Regions from separate parts of the Homo sapiens genome. Here region 2 is linked to region 1. A link is a contact called in ENCODE Hi-C or POLR2A ChIA-PET data. All regions are on one chromosome and are shown on one strand. Each heading gives the region's core, a stretch centred on a gene start or an enhancer-like site at or near the end of the contact. The rest is flanking DNA. Distances are from core to core; before and after follow the strand shown.

The links. A loop is a pair of places that touch in the nucleus more often than their neighbours do. ChIA-PET counts read pairs that join two places held with the same protein, here RNA polymerase II (POLR2A).
Region 2: a map of sciatic nerve shows a loop between it and region 1 (6-fold over the local background). The contact joins the enhancer-like site here to the promoter of SPINK8 in region 1. A Hi-C loop is called at or near these places in 1 of 168 maps with a recorded cell type or tissue (sciatic nerve). POLR2A ChIA-PET finds 5 or more read pairs at or near these places in 1 of 52 experiments (activated CD8-positive, alpha-beta memory T cell).

What each region holds. Positions count from the first base shown.
Region 1 is chr3:48,329,278-48,335,167 of GRCh38, forward strand. It overlaps SPINK8 (serine peptidase inhibitor Kazal type 8 (putative)), which reads right to left and starts at 4,384. Exons shown (of 8, transcript NM_001080525.3): 1 at 4,258-4,384; 2 at 3,089-3,194. RefSeq lists a silencer at 4,729-4,929.
Region 2 is chr3:49,498,125-49,503,623 of GRCh38, forward strand. The region is part of intron 1 of DAG1 (dystroglycan 1); the gene reads left to right. Among named protein-coding and RNA genes, the nearest start is that of DAG1, 31 kb to the left of the region's middle. Within about 2 kb of position 2,695, at least 22 of the 41 ENCODE cell types and tissues checked have a DNase peak (open chromatin) inside an H3K27ac peak, as active enhancers do.

The DNA.
Region 1 (5,890 bases), core at 3,134-5,633:
GAAGTAGAAGAGAGTGAGCTTTGAAATTAGGAAGTGTAGATATGACTCAAATCTATTTCTTTCAACTCTAAATTCTGTAATGCCTAAATCTTGTGAGTTCATATTTCAAATTTCTGAGGGTGATATGTACTGTCCAGTACTACTCCCAAATCTAGCTGTTCTTGCCAAAGCTGAACCTACCATTTTAGACATATGTCATAGACAATTTTTGAATTCCTACATTTTAATTTGCATTATAATTATTACATTCAAGACGGCTTCAGATATTGACACAATATTATAAAGTACCACATCTGCATGTGCAGTTATTTTATCAAGTCAAAAGTGTTCACTTTATTGAAGCATCTGCTTTAGATTATTTCTATATTGACTTATAGAGGTTCTATTTATTTTTATTTCTTTAGAGACAAGGTCTTTCTCTGTTGCCCAGGCTGAAGTACAGTGGCATAATCACAGCTCACTGCAGCCTTGAACGCCTAGCCTCAAGTGACCCTCTTGCTTGGCCTCCCAAAGCATTGGGATTACAGGTGTAAGCCACTGATTTGGCCTGACTCACAGGGTTTTAAAGTAGAAAATTACCTTATATGGAATCCTCCAAGTTCAGTCTTATTTAGCAGAGCTGAGAAATCTGGAGATAGAGTGCTCATTTCCCTTAAATGATAGCTTGTTCTACCATTTGAACAAAAATTTCTCAAAACGCTAACATTTTTTAAAGCAGAAGTTCAGAAGTTATTGGTTATCATAAATTCCTCAGGTCTAAGTCCTAAATGAATGGCCTTAACTGGGGACATGCCACATAGTTCTGGGAGGTCAAGTGTATTTTCTCAGCACTGCTCTGATCAACCACAGTGTCTACCATGGTGGTCTTCAGAATTTTTGCTTTTAATCCCTCTAAATTTGGTGCCTGCTTATATATATTTTTAAGTTACATGTAAAATTTTCCATCAGAAATTTTAATAGGCTGGGTACTGTGGCTCAAGCCTGTAATCTCAGCACTTTGGGAAGCTGAGGCAGGCGGATCGCTTGAGGCTAGGAGTTCGAGACCGGCTTGGCCAACATGGTGAGACCCTGTCTCTACTAAAAATGCAAAAATTAGCTGGGCGTGGTGGTGCGTGCCTGTAATCCCAGCTACTCATGAGGCTGAGGCATGAGAATCGCTTGAACCCAAGAGGCAGAGGTTGCAGTAAGCCGAGATCGCGCCACTGCACTCTAGCTTGGGAGACAGAGCAAAACTGTCTTTTTGTTTTTCAGTTGCAAGATTTAATAGAGTGGAAACAGAGCTCCCATATGATGGGAAGAGACCCAAAGGGGGTTGCCACTCCCTGCTTGAATGCCTGGGTTTATATCCCGATCATTGTCCCTCCCCTGTGTTCTCAGGCGATATATGATTTGACTATTTCTTTACCTCCTGCTTTTAGCCTATTTTGTATTTTAGTGAGCCCTCTTTACTACCTGATTGGTCGGGCTTGAGCTGAGTTACAAGCCCCTGTTTAAACGTGGGTGCGTTCACCTTCTCTAGCTAGGCTTACAAATTCTTAGTCAGCCTAAGAAATCCAGCTAGTCCTGTCTCTCAGTCCCCGCTCTCAACAGGAAAACCCAAGTGCTGTTGGGGGGATTGGCTGACAACTGCTCTAACTGCTTCCTGCTCAACTGGGGCATAGTAGGGGTCGTGCAGTTGAGATTTCCTAGGGAGGGGTGCCTTTGATGTCATCAATATCACAGCATGGGCTAGCAGGCCGGTCCAAGGATCCCTGGTAGATCTTAGTCAGGGACTGCATCTGGGGCTCCATTTGAAGAACATTTGTAGTTTTACAGCTTTGATTCTGGAAGAGACAAACTTAACAAGGAGGTTAAAGATACAGGGATTGAAATGTATGGCCTGAAGTTCAGGGGCATATGGGTGTGGGGCTGAAAGTGGGGTTTCCTTTAGAAAAACTCCTATAAGATGGGGCTTCAATATTTCCGGGAAGCCGCATTCTCCATAGAAGCTCTTGGTAAGGGGAGCTACTGGTAGTATAGCGGCACGGAGGGGATTACCCTATACTAGGGGGTCCTTCTATAAGCCTTTCTAATGGAGGGTCCTGCCTTGTGGCTCTTTGGCTTCAATATCTGCTTGGCGGTTCCCTTTCTATTTCCCTTTCCTTTCCTTTCTGATGACTCCTGCAGTGTAAGACTGCCACCTCTTTAGGTTTCTGTACAGCCAATGATAATCTTCTAATGGCTTCCTGATATTTGATAGGTGTTCCCTCAGAAGTTAGGAATTCTCTTTCTCTCCATATTGCTGCGTGGGCATGGAGGACTAGGTAAGCATACTTAGAGTCTGTATAGATATTTACCTTTTTTTCTTCTCCTAATTCTAGTGTATAATGGCCCCTGTTTTTGCTAGAATGTCTCTCCCTAACAAGGGAATGGGGCTTTCAGGCATAATTAGAAAGGTATGTGAAAATGGTAAAGTTCCCTAGTCACAACTTAGTGTCTGGGAGAAGTATCTAGTGACTGCCTGTCCTAGGACCCCTCGGATAGTGACAGATCTGGAGGACAGTTGTCTGGGACAGGAGAGTAAGACTGAGAAGGCCGCGCTAGTGTCCAGCAGACAGTTAACCTCCTGGCCCTCAGTGGTCAAGCATACCTGGGGAGGGTGATGCCAGGGGCTGGCGCTTGCCCCAGGCACCCTCAGTCCTGCTGCTGGATCATCTGGTTAGTGGCTTCTGACTCAGAGGACCTTCATCCCCTGGGGCAGTGGGCCTTCCAGTGATACCCTTGAAATAAGGGGCATGGATGAGGGGGTGGCTTATTTCTATTCGGACAATCTTTTTTAAAGTGTCCTTGTAGACCGCACTGGAATCAAATCCCTATTAGGCATTCGATTTGCCCAGCCTTTCACTTTTCCAGAGCCTCCAAAGTCCACTTGCCTGAAGGCCATGACTAAAGCGGTGGCCTTCTTTTTATCCCGTTTGTCCAGTTCTGCCTGCTCCTTCTGATCTCTATTATAAAAACTGAGGCCAAGTTCTTAGTTTAAGTTTTGTTCCAGGCCTAAGGCGGATTTTGAAGTTTTTTTCTAATGTCTGCAGCTGAGTGATAAACTTACCCTTTAAGATTAGTTGGCCTTCAATAGATCCAGATGACAGAGAGGTATGCTTCCTCAATGCCTCCCTTAGTCTCTCCAGAAAGGCAGTAGGATTTTCTTCCTTTCCCTGTGTTATAGTGGGCATCATTGAATAATTCATAGGCTTCTTCCTAGTTTTTCTTAGTCCTTCTAGCATGCAAGTTAGCAAATGTCTGCGGCACCAATCTCCACATTCTGATTCTGCGTCCCATTGAGGGTCTACACTGGGAACTGCCTGCTGGCCTGTGGGGAATCGTTCTCTTTCCTCTGTTGTCATCCTATCATTGACCTGACTGAGATACCAGAGATTGCCAAACTCTTGGGCTGCAGTTATAGCGGCACTTCTCTCATTTGGGGTTAGTATCTGATCTAGCAGTAACATTATGTCTCTCCATGTCAGATCAAAGGATTGTCCTAACCCTTGTAAAACATCAATATAGCCATCAGGGTTATTTGAGAATTTACCTAGGTCTATTTTAATTTGCTTCAAGTCTGAGAGGGAAAAAGGTACACACACTCTGGGCTGAATTCTCCTCCTCCCACCACTTCAAGGGGGCATAATCTGGGAATATTGGCACTCTTTGGTTCATTGTTTACCCCTTTCTCTATCTCCTTTGGCACCGTTTGTGTTGAAGGGGGGTCATTATTAGTTGGGGAAGGAGCCGGGGGAACGCCGGGGCAGGGGGGTAGATTCTGAGGGCTTCCTGTAGGGCATAAATCACACTTTTAACATAATTGTGAGTTGTCTCTTAATGAAAAGAAAGTTTGCACATATGGCACTTCGCTCCATTTGCCCTATTTTCTACAAAAGAAGTCTAGCTGTAAGATGGTGTTATAATTTATACTTCCCTTGGAGGGCATGTTTCTCCCTCTTGAAGAGGATATTGTGGCCAGGGGTACTGCAGAAGAATATAAGTCGTTTCTTTCTTAGCATCTGAGGGTCAAATTGGTCCTAATTCTCTAGAATACATCTTAGGGGCGTTTTTGCCTGGGAGGGGGGAACGTTTAAAAAGAACATAGGGATGCCAGCACCCCTAGTCATTTTCTGATGAGCATTAGTCCTAGAGCGTCCTCTGTGGTCCTAATGCTTATTCCTTTTCAGGGTGCGTAACCACCCACGGACCTCTGCTTATCAGATTAGTTACACTCACCGATGTAGCAGTCCTGCACCTGTTTTCCTGCCCTTCTTGACCACAAAGAAAGGGGTCTGGGCTGCTGGATTCTAGTGGTCCTTTACCAGCGTGCCTGACATTGCCTTTGCACTCAGGAGTGAGTTCTAGAGCTGGGCTGGGTTTCTGAGTATTTCATAACAACCCAGTTGCCCCATCAAGATGCATTTTCATAAACAACAGTTCTTATGCAAATTCGTTTCAGAGAGGGTGTAGGTAACCTTTTGAGTCAGGATTGAGATAGAGTTTTTGCCCACTAGGGCCTTTGTCCTTTTCCTTTGTAGGAATATGCCTTAATTATCGAACTTAAGATTTTGTTGCCCTGGATTAAGTCCTTTTGGGTACGAAATATGAGAGATGGCTCCTGTTTATCCTATGTGCCTTTTTCCTACGAGAAGGAGAGCGAGGAGAAAAAGATGGGCTTGCTCTTTTTGTAAGTACTTTAAGGCTTGGCTGAGTGCAAACAGCTCGCAGTTTGTGCAGACCAATTATGAGGCAATTCTCCTAACTCTGCTTCCACAAGAGTTTCCTTATCAATTACTGAATACCCATTGTGGTTTTTTCCTCAATCGCCTGGGAGGAACCATCTATCGTCCTATCCTAAAGGAAGTTCCTCCTAGGTCTGGTTGGACCTTTGCATGGCAATTAAGATTTAAATCCCCTGTTAGGAAATCTGCTGGGTTAAGGGAATTATCAGTGGTTGGTGTTAAATCACCTTTTTCTAACAGAATAGCCCCATACTTTAAGAATTTTGAGCTAGTAAGCTACCTTTTTTTTTTTTTTTTTTTGGTCTTAGGATTGTTCTGAACTGGTGAGGTGTGCTCACAATGAGGTTTCCTCTAAAGGTTATTTTTCTACTTTATTCTGTTAGCAAAGCAGTTGCCACTACAGATTGAATGCATTTGGGCCATCCACGGGTTACTGGGTTCAGGATTTTTGATAGGAAGGCTATGGGTTGTCAGTGGTCTCAGTGTTTTCGGGCTACGCCCTTGTTTACACTGACAACAAGGTAGTATTGGAGTATTATAGGGTCGTGGAGAAGACCTTTAATTATCAATTATAGGTTCTAAATTTACCTTGGCTTTTAAAGGAATAGGGTACACTGTTTTTTCTTTACTACCTCTCTCTTTCCCTTTTTTCTTTCTTTCTCTCTTTGACTTTCTGCCTCTTCCTCTCTCTGTCTGTCTTTTTTTAGATGGATTTTGGAAACGCAGTGGAAGGACGTTCACTTGTTGCCCCAGTTTGCCACTATAGGAACATGTGCCTCCCTTTAATTTACTCAAATTCGTTTTCATCCTGATCTATTATGTTGTTGTAGACTCAGTTCCAGTTGTTAAAATACTGGGTTATCAGTTCTAAGGGCCTGGCCAAGGAGCCAAGGCTTGGAGATTGTATTGCAGGGGGTAGTAAACTGGGTAGAAATTAGGGGAGGAGAGCATCTTACACAATGGGAGAGCGATCTTCCTAGCTATTTACAAACTTGGGGCCCTGGCAAGGGTGGTGGGGAATGGGTCCCACATAACAGCCCATGTTGACAGCTATATACCTAAATTGGGAGGGACACCAGGGGCAAGACTCCCTGGGTTCATAGCCTAGATATCTAAGGCCACAGCAT
Region 2 (5,499 bases), core at 1,445-3,944, 1.2 Mb after region 1:
GCTGTATATGTGACCCTGGCTCCCTTTGGTTGGTCCTCCAGCTCCCTGATGGTCCTGGGGCTCCCTCCATATCACTGGTGGTATTTCCACATTGCCTGCAGTTTAGGTAGGAACCTGTCCCATGTCAGGGAAACCCTATCTGTCCCCTGAACTGAGCACTTTTAATTTTAGGGTGATACCTTGAATCTTCACCAGTCACTTGACTTCAGACCTTTCTCATCTGACGCCAAGGAGTCAAAAAGGCCTGTTTTTAACTAGAAGCAGAGACATTTGCCATTTTTTTTTTTAATATTTGGAGCTCAAATAAACAATGACTTCACACCACTGTTTTCCACTGTGTTGAGTACATCCTGTTGGCCATGATATTGAGCAGTTTTAAACTGGTTAACCTTTCAGAAACTTTATATTAATGTTGGACTGACAGTTAATATTTAACTTGTCAAAGTGATTTTTGCTAGATTGAACCTGAAGTGGTTAATATTTCTGCTTTTTATGTTTTCCAAAACCATTTAAAATAGGAACATGGTATTTTATTATTTTAATCTGGTTTCAAAATGAATATCCCATTTTCTTTATTATTATTATTATTAATTAATTTTTTTTTTTTGAGATAGGTTCTTGCTGTGTCACCCAGGCTGGAGTGCAGTGTTGTAATCTCACTGCAATCTCACCATCCTGGGTTCAAGCAGTTCATTCACCTCAGCCTCCCAAGTAGCTGTGATTACAGGCATGCGCCACCATGCCTGGCTGAACTTTGTACTTTTTTGTAGAAACAGGGTTTTGCCACGTTGCCCAGGCTGGTCTTGAAGTCCTCAGCTCAAGCAATCTGCCCACCTCGGCCTCCCAGAGTACTGGGATTCTAGGTGTGTGCCACTGCACCTGGCCATTCCTTAAATGTTTTAATGACTGTGGCAAATGATAGCAATTTAACAGCTTAACTACTATTTTTAGGTAGCGTAGCTATTTGGGAGTAGGGGCTCCTAGGAGTGGTGGGATGGGCTACCTCTGCCAAATTTTGTGTGGTTAATAATGGGTTGAGTCTCCCAACTTTTCTTTTATTCTTGGGAAGCAAAAACTAATAGAGAGCTGTTGTTTCAGAGTTTTTAGGTTAAGATGTGTGAAAGTTTCAGAGCCGGGTACAGTGGCCTGTGCCTGTAGTCTCCTATTTGGGAGGCCGAGGCAGGAGGATCACTGGGGAGTTCAAGGCTGGTGAGCTATAATTGTTTCTGTGAATAGCCACTGCACACTAGCCTGGGCAACATAGTGAGACCCTGTCTTAAAACTAAAAACAGAGGTACTTAAAAATATATATATCTGAAAGTTTCATTCACTGTGAGTTTTTCTATGGATGAGGAAACATTAAGTTTATGGCAAATTGAGTTGGTGCCCCATGTGCATTTGTTCTTCACATCTGTTGAGTGGAAAGCATTTATTAACTGAGTTCCCTGTGTGCGTGGGCACTCATAGCTCTGGGGAGGCAGCCTGAGTGGAACAGAGCCGCCTGTTCCATAAGGCTGTCTGGACAGAATGGGGTCATAAGGGCCTGGCTCCTCATGGGCATCTCCCCTTTCCTCCCACCAAGCAACATCCTTTGGTTGCATCTTCCTGGGGGATGGTATTGGTGGTGGTGATGGGAGGGGCCAGTGGGATCCTTACCTGCTGAACCTTACCCTTGGATGCCTGGTGTCCTTGCCAGTTACTGTATAATGTTTTTGATTTCCTAGTTATATCCCTGATGACTGATCTGATAAACTTTAAATATACCTGCCTCTAGGGTAGCTTTAATATATTTTGGCTACAAAGGTCACTACCTTTTAGGTATTATTGATAACTTGACATTTTACTTCTTCTTCTTTTTTTTTTTTTTTGAGACAGAATCTTGCTCTGTCGCCCAGTCTGGAGTGCACTGGTGTGATCTTGGCTCACTGTAGCCTCCGCTTCCCGGGTTCAAGCAATTTTCCTGTCTCAGCCTCCGCTTCCCGGGTTCAAGCAATTTTCCTGTCTCAGCCTCCCGAGTAGCTGGGATTATAGGTGTCCGCCACCATGCCCGACTAATTTTTGTATTTTTAGTAGAGATGGGGTTTCACCATGTTGGCCGGGCTGGTCTTGAACTCCTGACCTCGTGATCTGCCCGCCTCAGCCTCCAAAGTGCTGGTATTACAGGCGTGAGCCACTGCACCTACCTGGCCTGACATTTTACTTCTGCCCATCACTTGAGAGTCCCACATATCACAACTGGGAGGAAGGGAGTGCCTGGTCATTGGCAGATGCGAGCCACTTACTGGCCCTACCCCAACTAGCTCTGGTTCTTCTGGCTGAGGGTGTTTATCTGCAGTGAGTCTCAGGGTCTGGGGTCTGGGGCAGTGCTGAGAGCTTAGACTCAGTTGTGGGTACTGCACTGGGTGCTGGCACAGAGGAATAAGGTTCCCATTCCCACTACTCGAAAAAGAGCTTCTGTAGCTCCTGTCAGCCAGTGGTGAATCCAGCTAAGACATGTTCTTGGGCTGCCTTGAGCACTTCCTACTCTCTTTTAGAGGATATAATGTGAATGAGTGTGAGGTGTTAAATTGGGTAGCTGTGTCAGGAAGACTAGGTGGCTGTGGCCAGAATCTTGCCAGAATCTTTCTGTGGTTCCCAAGCACTCTTTTCTCCCACAAGTTCTGGCCACCAAGCTGTATGTGACCACGACTGAGTATTTACCTCTGTTTGGACCTTGGTCTCTGAACCACGAGGAGGAGGATCTCTGTAGCGTCTCTATCTGAATGACTGAGTGTATGAGTATGAGACTGTGTAAAAAAAACTTCCAGAGGGACATTCTGATACAAGTATATGGATGCAGCCTATCAGATTCCTAGCACAGGCAGACATGACCCTTGCTTATAGGAAGCCAGCATCAGAAAGACAAAAGGGTGTTTTATTACCAAGTTGCAAAAAATTTTTCTCCTTAGAGCATGGAAAACCAACACATAGTAGTTGGAGTTGTGCCCTGAACATCGCCTGCCTGCTAAATGCAGAGCACTTAGTCATGCCCATGAAACAGACACCCCATGTCGTCATGTGTCCGCAGATAGCAGACAGCTTAAGTTCCTGGTAGGGCAGGGTGTGTCTCATAACTGACTGTTTTTAAATAAGCTGAGAATTTTAAAATTGAGAATGAGATTGGAATAGTGAAAGATCAGCTGGATCTAATAAGTGAAGTAAAGACTAAAGATGATGGGAAGAACCTGAAAAAAAGGTCCTGTGTCTCCCCATTCATTCATTAGGTGTATGGTGTATGTCTGGCACTGGATGAGTGCTGGGCACATATTAGTGATTGCAACAGATGTATCCCTGCTCTCCCACAACTTATAGTCTTGTGGGGGTGTTGGTTGAGCTGAGCCATTTACTAAATTAGAATTAAAATGCGTCTGGGCATGGTGGCTCATACCTGTAATCCCAGCACTTTGGGAGGCCGAGGTGGGCAGATCACCCGAGGTCAGGAGTTCAAGACCAGCCTGGCCAACATGGCGAAACTCTGTCTCCACTAAAAAATACAAAAATTAGCCAAGCGTGGTGGCAGGTGCTTGTAGTCCCAGCTACTTGGGAGGCTGAGGCAGGGAGAATTGCTTGAACCCGGGAGGCAGAGGTTGCAGTGAGCCGAGATCATGCCACTGTACTCCAGCCCGGGTGACAGAGTGAGACTCCCTCTCCAAAAAAAAAAAAAAGGATTAAAATGCATAAGAAAGGAAAAGGCCAGTAAAGAAAACACTATGCAACAGTAAAGAAAACTGTAGGCCAAGCACAGTGGCTCACGCCTGTTCCCAACACTTTGGGAGGCCAAGGCAGGAGGATTGCTTGAGCCCATGAGTTTGAAACCAGCCTGGGTAATATAGTCTGTATCTCTTCAACAAAATTTACAAATTAGCCTGGTGTGGTGGCGCACACCTGTAGTTCCAGCTACTTGAGAGGCTGATAGGAGGTTTTCTTGAGCCCAGAGGTTGAGGCTGCAGTGAGCTGTGATTACACCATTTCCAGCCTGGGTGACCAAAAAACCAAAACAAAAACTACACAGAAAAGAGTTGAAGAAAAACCTTCAACTTGGAGCACTTTATAGAGATCTGAGGAGAAGACCCTCACCAGAGTACTGGGACTGCTGGTTGTTGAGAAGGAGTTCCTGGTGGAGGACCCCTCAGACATCACTGGAAGTTAAATGGTTCTTGGAACTGATGCCCATAGGGCTCCTCCATCTATGTACATGGTCATTTGGTCCCTTTTGCTGAGTGTGGCACTTAACATTGCTGGTGAGCCTGTGGTGGGCAAAAGTGACCCAGCCATCTACTGATGGCAGGGAGGGAAGGTTCCTGCGGAGGAATGGGTCTGAAATCCTGTGAGCCACCTGGTCCCATGGGCCTTGGAGTGTGGAACAAGGTAGTAGAGAGGAAAGAGGACAATGTTTTACCTATTACTTATCTCACATTGATGACAGGAATCAATCAAACTATATCGTGCTAAATTGTAAGACATCTTTAACTTTCTTTTTTTTTTTTTTTTTTGAGACGGAGTCTTGCTCTGTCGCCTAGGCTGGAGTGCAGTGGTGCGATCTCGGCTCACTACAAGCTCCGCCTCCCGGGTTCACGCCATTCTCCTGCCTCAGCCTCCCGAGTAGCTGGGACTACAGGCGCCCGCCACCACACCTGGCTAATTTTTGTATTTTTAGTACAGACGGGGTTTCACCATGTTGGCCAGGCTGGTCTCGAACTTCTGACCTTGTGATCTGCCCGCCTTGGCCTCCCAAAGTGCTGGGATTACAGGCATGAGTCACCGCGCCCGGCCAGCACTTTCTGAGATTTACGCATGTTGATACTTGTTTTAGTTTTTTTAATTGTCCTACAGAGTTCCATGATATTCCATGAAAGCCTATTGATATATTTTCCAGTACATGGACATTAGGATTGTTTTTAACTTTCCAGTGTTGCAGTGAACATGCGTATGCCATCTCTCCATATATGTTTGCACTTTCCTGTCTGTGTGCCTAGGAGTGGAAGGGCCCAGCTACATGGTGAGTCTTCTCCAGGGTGCTAGGGCAGCTCACAGCTCCCACCAACAGCCATGTGGTCCTGTTCCCTCAGTGGTGTCACATTGGAACATTTTGGCCCATCTGATTGGTGTGGAAAGGTTTTTGCTGTTACTTTAATTTTCTTTTCCCTGATTATTGGTAAGGTTGAGCATCCTTTTTGTAAGTTTACTGCTATTCAGGTTTTCTTCTCTGTGAATTACTTGTTGGTTCGTTCTTCCTATCTTCAGCCCATTTTTATTGTTTTAGGTTGCTTGATATTTTTTGATAAGGATTCATTACCTATCACATGCATTGAAAAAGCTTTTTCCCAGCCTGTGGTTAGCCATTTTTTTCTTTCTTTAAGGTGTCCTTTAGTCATTAAAAATTATTGGCCAGGCCTGGTGGCGCATGCTTGTAATCCCAGAAGTTTGAGAGGCCAAGGTGGGTGGATTGCTTTAGCCCAG